Regions from separate parts of the Homo sapiens genome. Here region 1 is linked to region 2. A link is an interaction called in ENCODE POLR2A ChIA-PET data of the cell type or tissue named here. Cell type or tissue: MCF 10A. All regions are shown on one strand. Links, peaks and the distances in the headings refer to the core of each region. The heading gives the core; the rest is flanking DNA.

Region 1 (9,179 bases), core at 1,144-9,143, 1.8 Mb after region 2:
TCTGGGAGGCTGAGGAGGGCAGATCACCTGAGGTCAGGAGTTCGAGACCAGCCTGGCCAACATGGCAAAACCCCGTCTCTACTAAAAATACAAAAATTACCCGGGCATGGTGGCGCACACCTGTAATCCCAGCTACTTGGGAGGCTGAGGCAAGAGAATCACTTGAACCTGGAAGGTGGAGGTTGCAGTGAGCCACGATCATGCCACTGCACTCCAGCCTGGGCAACAGAGCAAGACTCTGTCACAAAAAAAAAAAAAAAAATGTATCAGTCAGCTTCCTGTATCCATCCATATTCTTTTTTTTTTTTTTTTTTTGAGATAGAGTCTGGCTCTGTAGCCTAGGCTGGAGTGCAGTGGCACAATCTTGGCTCACTGCAGCCTCCACCTCCCGGGTTCAAGTGATTCTCCCACCTTAGCCTCCCAAGCAGCTGGGATTACAGGCACATGCTACCACACCCGACTAGTTTTGTGTTTTTAGTAGAGACAGGGTTTCACCACATTGGCCAGGCTGGTCTTGAACTCCTGGCCTCAAGTGATCCACCCTCCTCGGCCTCCCAAAGTGCTGGGATTACAGGCATGAGCCACCGCATCCGGCTGGTATCTATCCATATTCTTATCCCAACCCATATTCTTCCATGTGAAAGTTGGCCCAAGCCTAACTTGTTCTCTATACTCCTATTTTAGCCATTGCAACTGGCTTTGTAAGACTCAAAAATGGGTTTCATTTCTACTTAAAGAATATTTTAGCTTGAGAAAGAAAACATCCAGGTTGAGTCAGAGTCATAATAAGCAAACATTTTGCTTACTTTTTTATTTGTTCTAACTTGTCCTCTTCTGCCTTAATATAATCTTTCAGAGAAGTCACCAGATCTTTCTCAGTATGGATCAAATCAGTCATCTGACCTAGAAGGGGAAGAAGGTTATCAAATACTCATATCCTTCAACACAAGTATGTTAAGAATAAGAATGATTGAGACTGTTTCATTCTATGAGACAATTTAACTGGCATGAATCAGATATGCTGGAGACTATCTTTTCTTCCTTTTTACCAGATAAACCAAAATAAAGCCAAAAACTTTTCTAATCAACTGTTCCAGTTCTAATTTTTAAGCCACTTGATTTTGCAAGCTTTAGACTGTGCTAGCAAATTGTCTTTATATCTACAAATGTATTTTTAAATTGCAAATCAACACTACTTTCCAAAGATTAATGTTTCTTCACCTTTACCTTTACTTCTTTAGTTCCCCTTTACCTTACCTTTGTTTTTGAGACTAATTAGAATTAAATTTTTATTTAATTAATAAAAGCCACACTAAAAAAGTTTCAAATAATCTGTTATTTATAACAGGATGCGAGAACCCATCATTTTATATACTGGAATCAAGAGTCATAAGTATATAATACTTATGGGCCAGGCGTGGCAGCTCATGCCTGTCGTAATCCCAGCACTTTGGAGGCCCAGCCAGGAGAATCCCTTGAGGCCAGGAGTTGAAGACCAGCCTGGTCAACATGGTGAGACCCTGTCTCTATTCAAAATAATAATGATAAAATATTTTTTAAGTTATAAATACAAAAAAAAACTTGTGTTCACAGTAGATTAAGTGGAAAAAGCAGATTAGATATATATGCAGTATATTACTTGTATATCTGTGCACTGAAAAAGACTAAGTATATGCATTAAATTATTTTAACTTCAATATGTATCATTTTTGTAATAAAAAATAAAGAAAATGTCAAATTATTAAAAAAGGACCTTTTAGGGGGCAGGGAATAAACCTATACTCTAGGAATACACTGTATTTGTTTTTGCTGATTTTAAAACACTAAAAAATGGAAATTAAAAAATGCAAAACCAACAAAAAACAACAAGTAGTAAGACTTACCAATTGAAGTAAAAAAGCCTGGATGAGCCAAAGACTGGGGAAGCAGAATTCCTATAATTAATATATACCAGATCATCTTGGAAGATTTAATTTTACAGGATCACACACCTACAAAAGAAAGAGAGAAATGCAGCCATTACTTAAAAAATACAAAGAGAAGGAAAAGTTCCTTATCTATTATTTCTATGAAAAAGTAAAAGATTCCAAGGTTGCCCATAAAATTGATGTTAGTTATTATCAATTGTTTAATAATAGCTACTATCTTGTTTTTCATATAATGAGAGTACTACCATGACATTTCTTTTTTGTGTTTTTCTCTTTTGAAACAGAGTCTCTGTCGCCCAGGCTGGAGTGCCATGGTGTGATCTTGGCTCACGGCAACCTCCACCTCCCGGGTTCAAGCGATTCTCATGCCTCAGCCTCCTAAGTAGTTGGGACCAAAGGTGTGTGCCACCACACCCAGCTAACTTTTTGTCTTTTTAGCAGAGACAAGGTTTTGCTATGTTGGCCAGGCTGGTCTCGAACTCCTGGCCTCAAGTTATCCACCCGCCTCAGCCTCCCAAAGTGCTGGGATTATAAGTGTGAGCCAACGCACCCATATTAGATAAAAATGTATGTTTGTTATCACCTGATAATTTATGCTTAAAAATTCAAGCTGAGTTTGTTCTCCTTAGTCACTATTACAATTAGAGTAATTGAATAGTAGGTGGCTTTTTCATATAGCCTGAAAAATAAGTTTTCTCTGTGATTTAGACCTATCCTATGACTTTCTCATAAAAATGTACCAACTTATCAATTTAAATATTAAATATTACCAATACATTTTCAAAATGTTAGAATACATTTTAAAGGAAAAATATTTCAGAGCTTTCTGTTAATCCTTAAAATTCCTAATTTGTTCCATCTTTTTCATATATATTTTATATATATATATAGTGTGTGTGTGTGTGTGTATGTGTGTATGTGTGTGTGTGACAGTCTCAAAACTCCTGACCTCAGGTGATCCGCCCACCTCATCCTCCCAAAGTTCTAGGGTTACAGGCGTGAGCCACGGCACCCGGCCCATCTTTTTCCTATATAGCTTAACTTTTTAAAATAAATTCAATCAAAAGTTGTAGATTTGGGGTCAATAAAATGTTCTAAAATTGACTGGCCAGGCACAGTGGCAGGTGCCTGGAGTCCCAGCTACTTGGGAGGCTGAGGCAGGAGGATCACTTGAACCCAGGAGTTCAAAGCCAGCTTGGGCAATACAGCAAGACCCCATCTCTAAAAAACATGAATAAATAAAATAAAATTGACTGTGGTGACTGATGGTGGAATGACTCTGTGAAAGTACTAAAAACCATTGAATCATGAATACTAAATGGGTGAATTATAAGGTATATGAATTATATTGCAATGACACTGTTCTCTTGGTTTGACTTAGTTTGTTTTTTTAAGAGACAGGGGTCTTGTTATGTTGTCCAAGTTGAACTCAAACTCCTGGGCTCAAATCATCCTCCCACCTCAGCCTCCTGAGTAGCTGGAAATACAGGTCTGTACCACTGTGCCTGTTTTTTTTTTTTTTTTAAGTTGTAGAGAATCCAAAACGAATAAACAGCCATGTCCATTTAAACTAGTATTTTCTCTCAAAGGACCCAGACTTCAGTTTTGTTTCTCTTATCAACTGTGTTCTATGTAAAAAAAAACTTAGCCTAAGACATGTCTATGGCCTCTTTTCTTTTTTTAAACCTGGCAGCAAAGCCCATTAGTGTTTTTCCTCTATATCCATGATAGCACCGTCTTTTCTAGTGAGGATTCTTCATGGCAGATGAGGATATAAACTAACCAACAGAAAGGCTTTACCTCACTTTCCCAGATGCCCTGCTAGCACTCTTCTCTTGCTCCTTCTCCCCTACAAACATGAACTTTGTCTTTCTTATTACCTTACAGGAGAATAAGTTACATTACAGTATAGTTTGCCCCAGTAACAGGCTCCCATTAGTTACCCTGACTTGTCAACCTGTTTCTCTTTGTGCAGGCCCCTCTGACTCGTCTTCCTATGTGACGTGAGCTAAACCAAAAGGCTCAGGTTCAAATTGAAAGCTCCCCGTTCTACAAGAGCTAAAAAATAACCCCACTGCCCCCTAACTTGAATCTCAATAAAAACAGATCACCACAAAAACTGGAAGTACTCCCTAGTCTCCTCCCTCGAGTTTGCTGCAAACTTCCAGTTACTTCCAGAACCACACAGTAAGGAAATACACTGCTCTTTTGGCTACCTTACAGTGATTTGGGGAAGGCTTCTAGAATGTAGCAGATGTAGACACTTCCTCTCCTGGGCTCCTGCCAAAGCACAAGGCTTTTTGAAAAGCCTGAGCTGTCTGAAGAAGAGTCTAGAATTTTCTGTTTAAACATACTTCTATTCTAATTTTCTTCATGGATAAATGCTATTTGCAGAAAATACAAATGTTTTCACTGTTAACAGAAGGCTAATCACAAATGTTGTCTAAACTTTTAACTCTGATAAGAGAGTTTAGATTTGTCAGAAAAGAGGTTATTTTGCCATTGCTAAAATATATTGTCACTAAAGTTTTTTTGTCATCTTTCATTGTCCTTAAATCTCACAAGGAATTAAAAACCATTAGCCTACAGAAATAACTAAAAAGCAGCTTAAGATGGTATTTTTCTTCGAATAGCTTGAAAATATTTTAAGAATGACAGAGCCTACATAAAAATTCAAAACAATCGTAAAAAGAATAAATATCTTTACCTTACATAATGTTTCAAAATGAATTCTAGGATGGATTAAATAGTTATAATCAACAAAACAAAGTAAAACAAATAGCAACAACAGAATAGTTATCAGATCTCTAAAAGCAGAGAATTTCTAAACTTAAAAATAAGAAAATGCCTGGGCACAGTGGTTCACACCTGTAATCCCAGTACTTTGGGAGGCCAAGGAAAGAGGATCACTTGAGCTCAGGAGTTTGAGACCAGGCCGGGCAACATAGCAAGACTTCATCTCTACAAAAAAAAAAAAAATCAAAAAATTAGCTGGGTACGGTGGCATACACCTGTGGTCCCAGCTACTTGGGAGGCTAACGTAGGAGGATCACTTGAGACCAGGAAGTTGAGGCTACAGTGAGCCATGATCTTGTCACTGCTCTCCAGTCTGGGCAATAAAGTGAGACCCCATCTCAAAAAAAAAAAAAAGAGAGAAAGAAAACAACCTATCAAAAGCCAGATGGAATCTGAATACACAAAATAAGCTTATGTGTCAAAAAAAAAAAAAAAAAAACCTTTAAAACTCAAACTAGAAAACCATTTAAAGAAAATAGAGCACTTTTAAGGAGTTCATACAAATCAATAAGAAAACCACTAAGATGTTAATAGACAAGTAGATATAGAACTTGGAACTCACAAAAAGGAAAAGTAGTTAGCTCAACAAAAAATGCTCAAACTTATTAGTAATTAATGACACAAAATAAGAAACCATTTTTGCCCATCAAGTGAACAATTAACAAGCAAAATTATTTAATGTTGTTATATGCCAAGAAACTTAAAATGAACACATCCTTTAACTTGTAGAGTTAAATGAAAAAACAAGATTTAAAAATTATCATACAACCTTGGTGGAATCTATATTGACTAAGATTATGTTTTCATTACCCCAACACAAAGTTATAAATAAATTAACACTGGTCAAAACGAAGAAAAATTAACATCATAATACAGTCATAACTATGCAAGAACATATGCAGAGGAAATTCACCAAAGTGTAATTGTCTCTGGTTAGCAAAGCAGTAGGTAATTTTTTTTTTTTTTTTTTTTTTTTTTTTGGAGACAGAGTCTCATTCTGTTGCCCAGGCTGGAGTGTAGTAGCGCAATCTCAGCTCACTGCAACCTCCGCCTCCCGGGTTCAAGCGATTCTCCTGCTTCAGCCTCCCAAGTAGCTGGGATTATAGGCACCTGCCAACACGCCCAGCTAATTTTTGTATTTTTAGTAGAGACGGGGTTTTGCCACATTGGCCAGGCTGGTCTCAAACTCCTGACCTCAGGTGATCTGCCTGCCTCGGCCTCCTAAAGTGCTGGGATTACAGGCGTGAGCCACCGCGCCCGGCTGGTAATTTTCTTTTATATCTCTGTATTTTCCAGACCTCCTATAATATATTTTTATAGTGACAAAAAAATTAACTTCGTACAAAATAATAAACCTAAAGCATTAACTCTCATATTAAGATACCCTAAACTTTTAAAGAAGTAGTTAATTACTCTCTAACAAAAGAGTAGCTAACAAATAATATAAGGTTTTGAGCATGTTCCATCTTGTAGTTCTATAAGCCTCTACATTTCACTTTCTCTTTTTCAAAGATACTTAAGCCTAAACTGGGTGCAGTGGCTCATGCCTATAATCCCAACACTTTGGGAGGCTAAGGTGGGAGGATCACTGTAGGCCAGGAGTTCGAAACCAGCCCAGGCAACACAAGGAGACCCCAACTCTATAAAAAATTTTTAAAAATAGCCAGGTGTGGTAGTAGTCCCAGCTACTCAGTAGGTTGAGGCTGGAAGATCACTTGAGCCTGGGAGGTAGAGGCTGCAGCGGGCCATGAATGTGCTACCGCACTCTAGCCTGGGTGACAGAGACTCTATACCCGTAAAAACAACAGTAAGGCCAGGAGCGGTGGCTCACGCCTGTAATCCCAGCACTTTGGGAGGCCAAGGTGGATGGATCACCTGAGGTGAGGAGTTCGAAACCAGCCTGGCCAACATGGTGAAACCCCGTCTCTACCAAAAATACAAAAATTAGCCGGGCGTGGTGGCAGGCGCCTATAATCCCAGCTACTCAGGAGGCTGGGGCAGGAGAATCGCTTGAACCCAGGAGGCGGAGGTTCCTGTGGGCTGAGATCTCGCCATTGCACTCCAGCCTGGGAGACAAGAGTGAGACTTTGTCTCAAAATAAATAAATAAATAAATAACAATAAAAATAAAAATAACGATACTTTGAAAGCAACCCTATTATCTAGCAGTGAACTAGGCTGCCAAAGTAGCACACTTTCCCATTCTATTTCCTCCTACACTTAGATATAAGACCCAGACTAGGTCAATCATTGACTTTCATTCTCATTAACATAACGGTTGAGGGATGGCCTTGTGAATGGTAGAAAGCAGCTCTTTCTGGAGTTGCTAAGCTCAGAGGATGTGAACTTGGGGCTCTCCTGTGACCATCTTTCTCACTTGTCTAGGATCTATAAACAGGACAAAGTCATACAGAGACAAACAGTTTCAACCCCCAGGGCCCTGATTCTTTGCAACTATTGCTTTGAATCTGTAAGCTACTACAATAATCTCCCAGCCCACCTAAGAAAGCCTTTAAATTCCTTTTTGCTTAAGCTAATTCAAGTTGGATTTCTGTCACTTACAATAGGAAGTTCAGACCCATACAACATTATTCCAAACTAACATGCCTACCCAAGCTAGATAATAAAAATGAAGATAGACCTATATGGCAGTGCTTCTCAAACTTTAGCTCTATCAGAATCACCTAAAGGTCTGAAAAGTCGAGATAATTTGCACAAGTTTCCAGGCAATGCTGATAGTGCTGGCTGGGGGATCACAGTCTGAGAACCACTGGATACAGCAAACAACCCTATGAAATCACCTCTGCATTTAAAATAGATTTTACTTCAATTTATCTTATGTAAAAGTACAACTGAATGTCTAATTACTCTAGAGAATGGTTCTCTAATCTGTTTTAGCACTATGTCTCATTCATCCACATTCATTCAGAAACTTTAAGTGACATGTTAATAGCCAAACGTATCAATCACAGGTTTTTTTAACAATGGTTTCTAGCCGGGCATGGTGGCTCACACCTGTAATCCCAGTACTTTGGGAGGCAGAAGCGGGCAGGCAGATTGCTTGAGGTCAGGAGTTTGAGACCAGCCTGGCTAACACAGTGAAACCCCGTCTCTACTAAAAATACAAAAAATTAGCCAGGCATGTTGGCACACACCTGTAGTCCCAGCTACTCGGGAGGCTGAGGCAGGAGAATCACTTGAACCCGGGAGGTGGAGGTTGCAGTGAGCTGAGATTGCGCCACTGCACTCCAGCCTGGGCAACAGAGCGAGACTCCATCTCAAAAACAAAAACAAAACAAACAATGGTTTCCTTATGGTGTCTCACTTCTATTTATTCTACCTTCATTCAGAAAGCAGCTTGCAAAGAGAATCATTATAGAACATTTAAGAGTCAAGTATCCCAAAAGACATTATGACTTTATCAAAAATTATAAAATATAAATGCCTCCTGTTCTAAATATTCAAACAAGCTTGAAAAAGAAATTAATGGGTCAAAATGGATGCAATCTCCTTTAAAAGAAAGACTAATCTCAGATAGCATCCCTGAAAAGACTTGTCTTAATTTTTAAAAAGACAAAGAGGAGGGAGGGAGGAGGAATAGGAGGAAGAAAGAAAAGAAAACCCAAGAAGAGTCAAAGATCCAAAGATAAACTTACACTGGAATAAAACTTGGTGTTGCAACAGTATGAATAAGTTATTGATAATATTTAGGTTATTGGTTAGATAGGTTCAAAAGTGTTTATTATATAATTTTTGTAACATACATGTATATTACTTATAATGTTTGGTAGCATATTACATTTTTTAAACTATAAGAAAAAAAGCAGTATGGAAGAAATCCTACCAGAAAACATTTTCAGGTAGGCCTGGATAAAAATAAATGTGAAGTTTACATTCATCCAAACACAAAACTTTCCTACAGTTCTTATTCCAGGGAAGTCCAGTCCCACAGACTCAACAGGTCAATCAAACCTGGGAACAGATCTTAAAAGTTCTACCATATAGTAAATACAAATGATCCCCAACATAGGACAGTTTGACTTAGGATTTTTCAACTTTATGATGGTGCAAAAGTGATATGCCATTCAATAAAAAACATACTTTGGGCCAGGCACAGTGGCTCACGCCTGTAATCCCAGCACTTTGGGAGGCGGAGGCTGGCGGATCACGAGGTCAGGAGTTCGAGACCAGCCTGACAAACAGGGTGAAACCCTGTCTCTACTATGGGCGTGGTAGCGTGTGCCTCCAATTCCAGTAACTCAGGAGGCTGAGGCAGAAGAATCGCCTGAACCTGGGAGGTGGAGTTTACAGTGAGCCAAGATGGCACCACCACACTCTAGCCTGGGCAACAGAGCGAGACTCCGTCTCAAAACAAAAACAAAACATACTTTGACCCCACAACCATTCTGTGGTTCACTTTCGGTACAATATTCAATAAATTACATGAGCTATTCAA
Region 2 (9,179 bases), core at 543-8,542:
CAAATGGCCACCATCATGAGCCTTGATTACCCTCTAGTCACCCCAGTCACTCCCCTGAACCCCCTGGGCCTCACTTGGCACAGCAGGGCCCCAGGACCCTCCCCCAGAACCCTGTCAGACTGTTGGCTGCCCACGCAGGTTAAATGTGTGGCTGTCACTGAGCCTCTGCCCTGGGACCACACAGTCGATGGGGGCACAGACATTAAAGGAAATACACAAATAAGTATATAACTTGAAAAGGTAATGAGGGTAATAAGGAAAAGAGATGCCAGACGAAGAGCCAGGGCCCTGGTTTAGGTGGGAGTGGTGCAGTCAGGGCTCTCTGGGGAAGTGAACTTTAAGGTGATACCTGGAGAAGGAACAGGGTTTAGCCAGGTAGGGGTGGGAAGGCAGCATTCCAGGTGTCTCCATGGAGGCTTGCAGCCTGGGCATCCTACGTTCTGAGGTGTCCCCACACCGGGGTGGAGGCAGTGGGGTTTCTCCTGCATGTCATACAAAGAGCACTGGACTAAGTCTGTAGACTTGGTGCTCAGGCCCAGCTCTGCCAGGAACTGTGTGGCCTCAGGCTAGTCACACCCTCTGTGGGCCTCAGTTTCCTCATCTGTCCAAAGGGAGGCCCCTTCAGGCCACAAGCCCTCCCTCCCCAAGCCTGAGGTTTTGAGGAGTCCAGCAAGTTCTGTTCAAATGCCACTTTTCGGGATGCCCCTGATGACTGAAAGGCAGCCAGGGCACGGGGGAGGGGGCCAGAGAGCTCGAGCTGAGAGCTCCAGACATCCCATCCCCTTCTCTGAGTTATTAAGAGCCACCCGGAAGCAGACACAAAGAGAATTGTCCTGAGCTAGATAGAGCCAGCCCCCAGCCCCCAGCCGAGAACAATCAGAGAGGAAAACCAAGGCCATTTGTCCAACACGGAGTGCGGCAGTGACAGCGGCTGGGAAAATGCCGAGTATTTCTCAGCTAAAATTAGCCACCTACTAAACCTTTACATCAAGGGCAACCTGAAGCCTCTATTGTTTTGAACTTGGAATCCCAGAGGACTTGGGGGCAGGGCTTCTCAGGAGAAGCAAATGACCATCCCCTCTCCCAGGGGCTGGGCTAGCCAACACCAAGCCAGTCCTTGAGCCACAGGGGTGCCCAGTAAGGTACCAGGGGACAAACAGACAGACAGGGAGGGAGTCTAGCTGCCCAAAGTCACCAAGCATTGGTGGCTGACACAGCTTCTGGTTGCCCCATTTGAGACATTCTTCCTTCACCAGTGATATTGATGTACTCTGAGCTAAATGGGTGGCAGGGAATGGGGAATGTTGAACTAGAAGAAATTGCTGGAAATATAAGAAAATAACTCTTTATCCTTTCCAGAGGAAGCAGTCAGAATGGGCATCCCTATTTGCTAATGGTGGATAGTTCCTGCCATTGGGGTGGCAAACCTGGCTTAGAATCTTTCCTCTGCCACTTAGTAACTGTCTGACTTTGTACAACTTTAGATAAACAATAGAGATGGCTATTGATACCAACCTCATAAGATTGCTGCAACAATTAAATGAAATAATGTAGAAGATATAGGTATTAGCAATGGTAATAATAAAAACAAGAATGCCGCTTTTGTTCATTAAGTCTTTTTAACATGCCCAGCACTCCTCTAAGCTCATTGCGTGTATTAACATGTCTAATCCATGCTAGAAATACTATTACCCCATTCTGCAGAGAAGGAAATGGAGGCCCAGAGAGGCGAATTTGCAGGAACACAGGTGATGGCCATCATTTATTGTTATTGCCACACAGCAGGTCCTGATTCCGGCTCAGATAGCGAAAGCCTGGCACCATGCTGCTGTGTAATTCCTTCAGCTCCTTTTGAAAAGTCTCCAGCTGAATCATAGAAGTGTTAAGGAAAAGGAAGCTGACATATGTTAAGCACCATTATGTGCACTAAGCGTTTGATATTTCTGTCGGGAGGCAAGAGAGCATAGAGCCGTGTGTGGACTGGCGGCAGCACCTAGACATTTCTTAGAAATGTACATTCTCAAGGCCCACCCCACACCGACTGAATCAGAACTTGGGGGCAGGAGCCTGGGTTTTAGCGAGCACTCCAGGTGGTCCTGGTGCAGGCCATGGTTTGAGTACCACTGGCACCAAGGTTAAAGAGGATGGACTTGGCCGGGCGCCATGGCTCGTACCTGTAATCCCAGCACTTTGGGAAGCCGAAATAGGAGGATTGCTGGAGCCCAGGAGTTTGGGACCAGCCTGGGCAACATAGTGAGACCCCTGTCTCTATAAAAAAAAAAAAAAAAAAAAGAGTATGGGCTTAAAGTCAAAGAGACCCAGATTCAAATGCTGACAACCCTGCTCTGTGACATTAGACAAGTAACTTAATCTCCCTGTGCCTGCAAACTGGGGCTAATGATAAGAATACCTACCAGAAAGAGTTGCGGGGAGGGTTCAGTTAGATAATTATTCCAAGTACTTGGCGCAGAACCTGAGAGCTAGTTAGCACTGTAAATGGTAGCTGTTAACTCATTACCTGAATTACCTGCTAGCACTGAAGAGGTACTAAAGGGAAAGGTGGTTCTTTGTGGCCAGGGAAGCCGTTTAATCCCAGCTGGGGTGAAGCTTCCCCTCTAGGGCAACCTGGCGGGACTGGGGGCCCGGGTAACAGAGGTAACCCTTGCAGGCTGAGGGCATCAGGGGTGTCTGGGATGGACATTTCCTCCCCACCTGGCCTGCCCTGTCTAGCAGGGGCTCCCTGTCTTCCCTGAGCTTATGATGCCAACCAAAGAGACGCGTGAACTAAGAACTTTTCTCCGCCGCTTTCTCAGGGAAACCAGCTCTGAGAATGACGGTCTGGTGATGTGGCGATCCCCAGACCCTGGGCTCATGGGGGCTTCAGCTGCATGCTGTGGCCTGGCAGCTTCCAGGAACATGTCTTTGCTCTCTTCCCCTCCACCCGTGTGTTTTCAATGGTGATTGGAGGCCTCAGGGGAGCCGTGCGCTCCTCTTCCTCCCTAAGGAGAGGCTCTGGGCCAGCCGGGCAGCGAGCACAGTGGACGGGCTCCACCTTCCCTGTGCTTCCACTGCTTGGTAAGGGCCTGCCCAGCCTCTGGGAACCCCAGGCTCTTGGTGAGGCACCACCCCACCCCCACTGCTGGCTGTCCCCAGGTCCCCCATGCTGGCCACATGCCTTAGTGTGATGCCACACTTTCTTTCACACCTCTGGCCTCTAGCTATCTCTGTGAGGTGGGAACGGTGAAGGTGCACCTATTCTACAGAGAAACAAACCGAGGTCCCAGGAGCTAAGACTAGGGCCCAGAGTCACCCACTGAACTGGTGGCCCAAAAGTGTTCTGGTATTTCCTGTCACTAGGCCGTGCTTCTATCCTTTCTTTTTTCACCCCTACCTCATACTTCCTTATCCCTCCTCAAGAAATCCCTAGAAGGGAACTGACAAACTTAGTGCCTGACATGTACCAGGCTCATTTCATGAGATCCTGCAGCTGTGAGGGGAACCAGGCTCAGAGGCAGGGGGTGGTTCCCCCAGCAAATGGGGGCAGGATGGGATTGAAGCAGGTCCCACGCACTCCAGAGCGCCTTCTCCTTGGCTAACCTCCTGCAGGTTTTGGGCTTTTTGCTCCCCTTCACCCTCCCCGCTTCCTGGTGCCCCTCCTGGAGGAGCCCTCTCACGGTGTCCTCAGCTGGATGCCTGCCCTCTGGCCCTTGCACCCTTCCTCTGCTGCTCACTCAGAGGACATGGGGAGCGGGCCGAGCCCTGAGCCAAGGCGGCCCAGCGATTACATCAGCAGGTGCAAACAAGCAGGCGGGAGCAGGGACGGGCGTCCCTCGGGGCTGGAGACGGCACTCCATCCGCCCCACACGAGTCTGTTTCATTCCCTCCTTCTAGCTTGCATCAGCCTTTTGCAGCTCTGTGTCATCACAGAGTGGGCCAAGGCAGCAGCTGGGAGGCTGGGGCAGGGGTGGAGGTGAGGTGTGGGGCTCGCCGGGACCCTGGCAGCCTGGAAGGTCCACTCACTGTTTTTTCCTGAGAATGGAGTACAATATTCCCCCCTTACTCGAGGTCTCCCTGTCCACAGTTTCAGTTACCCATGGCCAACTGTGACACCAAAATATTAAACAGAACATTCCAGAAATCAGCAGTTCACACATTTTAAATTGTGTGTGATTCTGAGTAGCATGATGGAATCTCCCACTGTCTCACTCCATCCTGCCCAGGATGTGAACCATCCCTTTGTCCAGGGTGTCCACACTGTATACACCATCCGTCACTTAGTCACTCAGTGGCTGTCTCCATTATCAGATCGAAAAAAAAATCATCTGTCTAGAGCTTGGTACTATTCAAGTTTTCAGGCATCCACGGGGGGTCTTGGAACGTATCCCCCACAGATACGGGGACTCCTGTAATAGAAATTAGCTAGTGCATAGGGCTGCCCAGCTGGCAAAATATTTTTGTACTTCTGACTTTGGTGTTTCCAACAGCCCTGTCAGTCAAAGCAAGTAAAAGTGGTCCCATTTCTCAGAAAGGAAAATTGAGGCCCAGAGGGAAGTGGCTGCCCAGGGGTTGTCTTGTGAGTCACTGACAGCACCAACGCATTTCACCTCAAGAAGCGCATGGGATTATAAGAGCCTGGAGATTGAAAAATCCCTATAGTCATCAAGTTGGAAGTAGTTAAAGCCTGCTTCCTAGAGAAAGTGAGCTGATTCCTTGGCCGAGGAGGAGACAGCTACTGAAAGAGCTATGGAGTGATTTCTGCACTGATGGTGGGTGGGCAGGCAAAGGGACCATTACATGGCTATGGGGGTAGGCTGGAGGCAGACTGGGCACTGGTCTAAGAAGTCTCGATGTCTGGATTCTTAACCTTGAAAATTTGCTGTGAGCTTCCCACTTGTGGAACTGAAGCTTGGTTATTGCTCTCTGAGCCTCACCACAGGCATGGTCAAGAGGAGGCCCCCAGGAAGTGTTTGATGAATGAGTGAATGAATGAATGAATGAATGGGAGTGAGTGCTTGCTCACCATCTGCCTCCCTTGAAGTGCATCTGTGCAGCCACACAGGCCTTCCCTTTGGCCAGTGCCACCTGTCTCCCCATATCTCACCAGCTGACAACTCAGCTGCTCACCCAAACCCAGGGCCGGGGTCTTTCCCAGCACTGGGACCAGAGAGGCAAACACAGGAACCATGGCCTGCATGCCAGGATGCCCACATTCCAGTCCTGGCTTGGCCTCCTAACTGCTGTGTGATCTGAGGCAAGTTACTACTCCTCTGAGGTCCCCAGGATGTTCCTGGGACTCTGAGTCTACAAGGCCTGGCCTCCCCGGGGCCCATGGAACCTGAGCCCCAGTCCTGCCTTGGGAATGGAGGCCAGAGATGGCTGCCTTCCTCCCTCACCCCTGGGGACTGAGCAGGAATCCAAGTGGCTTCCACATTCAGGAAAATCCAAGGGGAAACCCCTACCCAGTTCCAAGGACCCCTTCTATTCACCCCTTACTGCCAGGCGCTCTCAGGGGCTCTTTCTCCCTCTCCTCGTGGCACCATCTCTACCTCTGTTTATCTCGCCCATTTGCCCTCTCCTTCTCATGCCCATTTCACAGATTGGCAAAGGCCAGAGTCTGGCCACTCCTTTTTCTCTGTCCTTTCTGTGACTTCTTTTATGCCAGTGTGATGCCAAGATAGGAGTGACGCTGCAGCCACAGACTGTTTGTTTGCCCTTGCACAAGTCATTGCCCCTGTCTGGCCTCAGGGTCCCCAGCTGGAGATGAAGGGTCCCCAGCTGGAGGTGAAGGGTCCCCGACTGGAGGTGAAGGGCTTGGATGCAGTTTTGAAGGCCCCATAGCCCAGGATCTGAGCTGCCTCCTGGTGGTGGTGCTGACAGCAGGCAACAGGCAAGGACTGCAGCAGTTTTTCCACTTGGAAATGTGTTTGGCAGTTGCCTCCCCTTTGCGAGGAAGGGTTGTTCGGTTCTAGAGCGTGGCGCTGAGGGAGACGGGGGAAATTTGTGTGCCCTTGGTGCTCTAAGAACAGCCTTAACCCTGGGCTTTCAGGGCGGCATGGGGATGTAAGCACTGTCCTGTCTGGCCTCGTCCGGGCAGCCCCTAGACCCAAGACTGTACCAAGGCATTTTGGACTTTTCTGGGAGAAAGTGACAGGACACTGGGCATCTTCCTGCCCAGAACCCAAACACACAGCCAACTTGACAGCATTGCCAGCCTCACTCCCCGTGCCAGCTCTGCGTCCTTCAGCTCCTCCAGCAACCTGAAACGCGTGGCAGGAGCAGGCAGCCCAGCTGGCCCTCACCCGTCTGACACGTGTGACCGTGCGGGGGCTGGTGGGGGGAGACAGAGAGAGATGCCCAGCGTGTTCTGCTTATGATTCAAAAGTCCTCAGTCAATAGCCTTTAAGGGAAAGCATGGGATATGCAACTTACATGGTGAGACCAGATTTAGGTAACTAAATATTCATGCATCTAAAAAAGTCAGAGAGGATCAACATCCAGTGTAACTCAGCTGGGGTGGGAATGGGGCGGCTTTTATTTTCATCTTTTTTTTTTCTAGATTGTTTACAGTGAGGCTACTACCTTTGTAATCAGAATAAACCCAAACATCTGTTTTCAATTAAAAAAAAAGTTTAGAAAAATGAAGTCCCCCCCCCACAACTTCTCCTTTCCTGGGAGTCTGGTGCACAGTTTCTCTTTCTGGCTCTGCTGCTCAGGTGCTGTGTGATCTGGAGCCAGACCACACCCTCTCTGGTCTCCATCCTTGAGGGCAGTGATTAGATGGTCTGTGAAGTTCCATCAGTTAGTGGAGTCCTGCAGCATGGAATTTCCCAAGGGATGGGCTCCTGTAGCCCAGGTCAGCCCTCCTACCCGCTCCTGCTGCCCAAACCCCCTCTGACTGCTCCCTCCCCCTCCACCTGCCACCCCAGTGCTTGTCCTGTGTCCCCAGTGGGCCCATCTACACCGCAAACAAGATTCCCAGGCCCTCAAGGAACTTGCCTTCCAGAAAGGCAAGTTCCTTTCTGTCCAGAAACAGACAGCAAGCTTACAAACACATACACAAAGCAGGTCATTCCAGAGGGAGGTGAGCCTGCCAAGAGAAAAAAAAAGGCATTGGGGAGATAGCACAGGGAGGAAAGAGAATGGTGCATTTTCACTGGGTGGTCAGGGAAGGCCTCACTGGAGAGGTGGCATTTGAGTTGGGATCTCAATGACAAAGAGTCAGCCAAGAGAATATGTGTGTGTGGGAGGGGTTGGGGGAGGCGCTCCAAAACAAGAGACCAGCAGAGGCGCTGAGGCTAGAACAAGCAAGGCATGTCCCAGGAAAACACGCCTGGTGGGGCTTGGAGCACAGTGAAAGATAGGTGAGTTGGCCGGGTGCAGTGGCTCACGCCTGTAATCCCAGCACTTTGGGAAGCCAAGGCAGGTGGATCACCTGAGGTCAGGAGTTCGAGACCAGCCTGGGCAACATGGTGAAACCCCGTGTCTACTAAAGACACAAAAATTAGCTGGGCGTGGTGGTATGTGCCTGTAATCTCAGATACTTGGGAGGCTGATGCAGGAGAACCCAGGAGGCGGAGGTTGCAGTGAGCTGAGATCATGCCGCTGCACTCCAGCCTGGGTGACAGAATGAGACTCTGCGGAAGGGAGGGAGGGAGGGAGGGAGGGAGGGAGGGTGGGAGGCAGGGAGGGAGGGAGGGAAGACTGGTGAGTCCATGAAGTTAGAGGGTTCTGGGTAGCTTAGGACTTTCTCCAGGGTCACAGAGAAGCCGCAGGAGGCTGTACACCACTAGAGGGCAGGGTTTCTCTCTTATGAGATCACTCTGGTGTTAAGAGGAAAGTGGATTTTAGGGGCAAAAGGAAAGGTAGGGAGCCCAGAGAGAGGAAGGGTCCAGGCGGGAAGACCTGGGCTTGGAGACTGCAGCGGGTGGTGGGGGTGGTCGTGCAGTGTGAGGCACATCTTCCAGGTTCATCTAGCAGCACCAGGTCCCTCCAGCAGCACGGACTGGAAGTGGGGTGAAGGAAAGGGAGCCACCAGGCATCCTCCCAGATGGGACCTGAACAACTGGGTGCTTGGCGGAGTCTAAGATTGCAGCTCAAACTCACCCCATGCCAACCCTGGGTCAGGGAGAGGTGACCTATAAAATAGCAGGTCTGAGTCACAGGTGGGGAGCCTGCCATTGCCTTAGGGGGACAGCAGCATTAACAAAGGCCCACCCTGAGAAAGGCACTGTGGTCCCAGCCTGGGTGGGGCTCTCAGGGTGTCCCCAGAGATAGCTGTGGATGTAACCTGGCTGGGCATGTGTGTGTCTGAGGGGGCTTGCCACCTGTCACTGAGTGGGGGGCCAGGCTGGCCCCAGGCCTTACTCCTGGATCTCGGTTTGGGAGGGGCAGGTCCACAGAGCAAGGGAAGCCAAGTGCTGGAGTCAGGAAGCTGAGACCCCGTCCCCTCCAGCAAGCTAGGGAGCTCCTGAGAGGACAGAACAATAGCTGTCCCTGCTGGGTTTTGGTGGCTGTGACCTCGAACACGCCCTTTCACTCTTCTGCCTCGTTTTCGCATCTGTAAAATGGAACAGCTTCGCAGGGTCATTGTGTTGACAATAATGTGCGCTGTCTCGTTGGAACACACAGGATTTTCAGTGCCAGGTGGTGGGAATATGCTTATTATCTGCAGGAGCATGGATGAAAGGGCTTTGAGCTCCTTGTCTGGGAGAAGAAGGGGAAACAGAATATCCCCTCCTCAGGGCCCAGGCCTCCATCACAGTGACCCCATCGGACCTGAAACTTGGAAAAGGAACCAAAAATTAGCCCCAAGACTGAGCCAAAGGAACCCAAAGCCAGAGGAAGGGTCTGGAGGGAGGGCCTTGGGGGTGGAAGTCAGGGTGGCCAGTGACCCAGTGACTCTAGTGCCCTTTCCAGCTCTGTAAGCAGCGTGGCCCCCATAGCCAGGCCCGGGCTCATCCCAGCACTGCACCTGCCCTGGGGCCTCGACCCCAGCCTCCCATCCACTTCTTCACCTGCCTCACAGTCCTTCGAGGGAGACGTTTCACAGGAGCAGATGGACACCCCCTTCAGGATGCAGGCCCCTGCCCCAGCTGGCCACCTTGGCGAAGCCGCTTCCTGTGACAGCAGAGGAAGTGATGTCAGGGCACAGATGGGTGCAGAGGGTGTGGGAAGAGGGC

What was found. ChIA-PET counts read pairs that join two places held together with the same protein. Peaks named below come from ENCODE experiments on the same cell type or tissue, not always from the same donor. Only the 100,000 strongest peaks of a DNase experiment are listed, where the experiment ranks them.
Region 1: POLR2A ChIA-PET joins it to region 2 with 7 read pairs; 1 of 35 experiments calls an interaction of 5 or more read pairs at or near these places.

What each region holds. Positions count from the first base shown.
Region 1 is chr10:73,072,925-73,082,103 of GRCh38, forward strand. P4HA1 (prolyl 4-hydroxylase subunit alpha 1) reads right to left here. Exons shown (of 15, transcript NM_001017962.3): 2 at 1,884-1,991; 3 at 807-903. The coding sequence starts at 1,959. Among named protein-coding and RNA genes, the nearest start is that of P4HA1, 19 kb to the right of the region's middle. RefSeq lists an enhancer at 4,148-4,217. In MCF 10A, for the core only: no CTCF peak of the experiment used is centred there; a DNase peak (open chromatin) is centred at 4,177.
Region 2 is chr10:71,262,700-71,271,878 of GRCh38, forward strand. The region is part of intron 1 of UNC5B (unc-5 netrin receptor B); the gene reads left to right. Among named protein-coding and RNA genes, the nearest start is that of UNC5B-AS1, 49 kb to the left of the region's middle. RefSeq lists enhancers at 3,234-4,227, 4,419-5,140, 7,133-7,427, 7,303-8,024, 8,025-8,744. In MCF 10A, for the core only: CTCF peaks have their summits at 5,856 (motif pointing left), 7,819 (motif pointing right) and 8,025; DNase peaks (open chromatin) are centred at 3,782 and 7,792.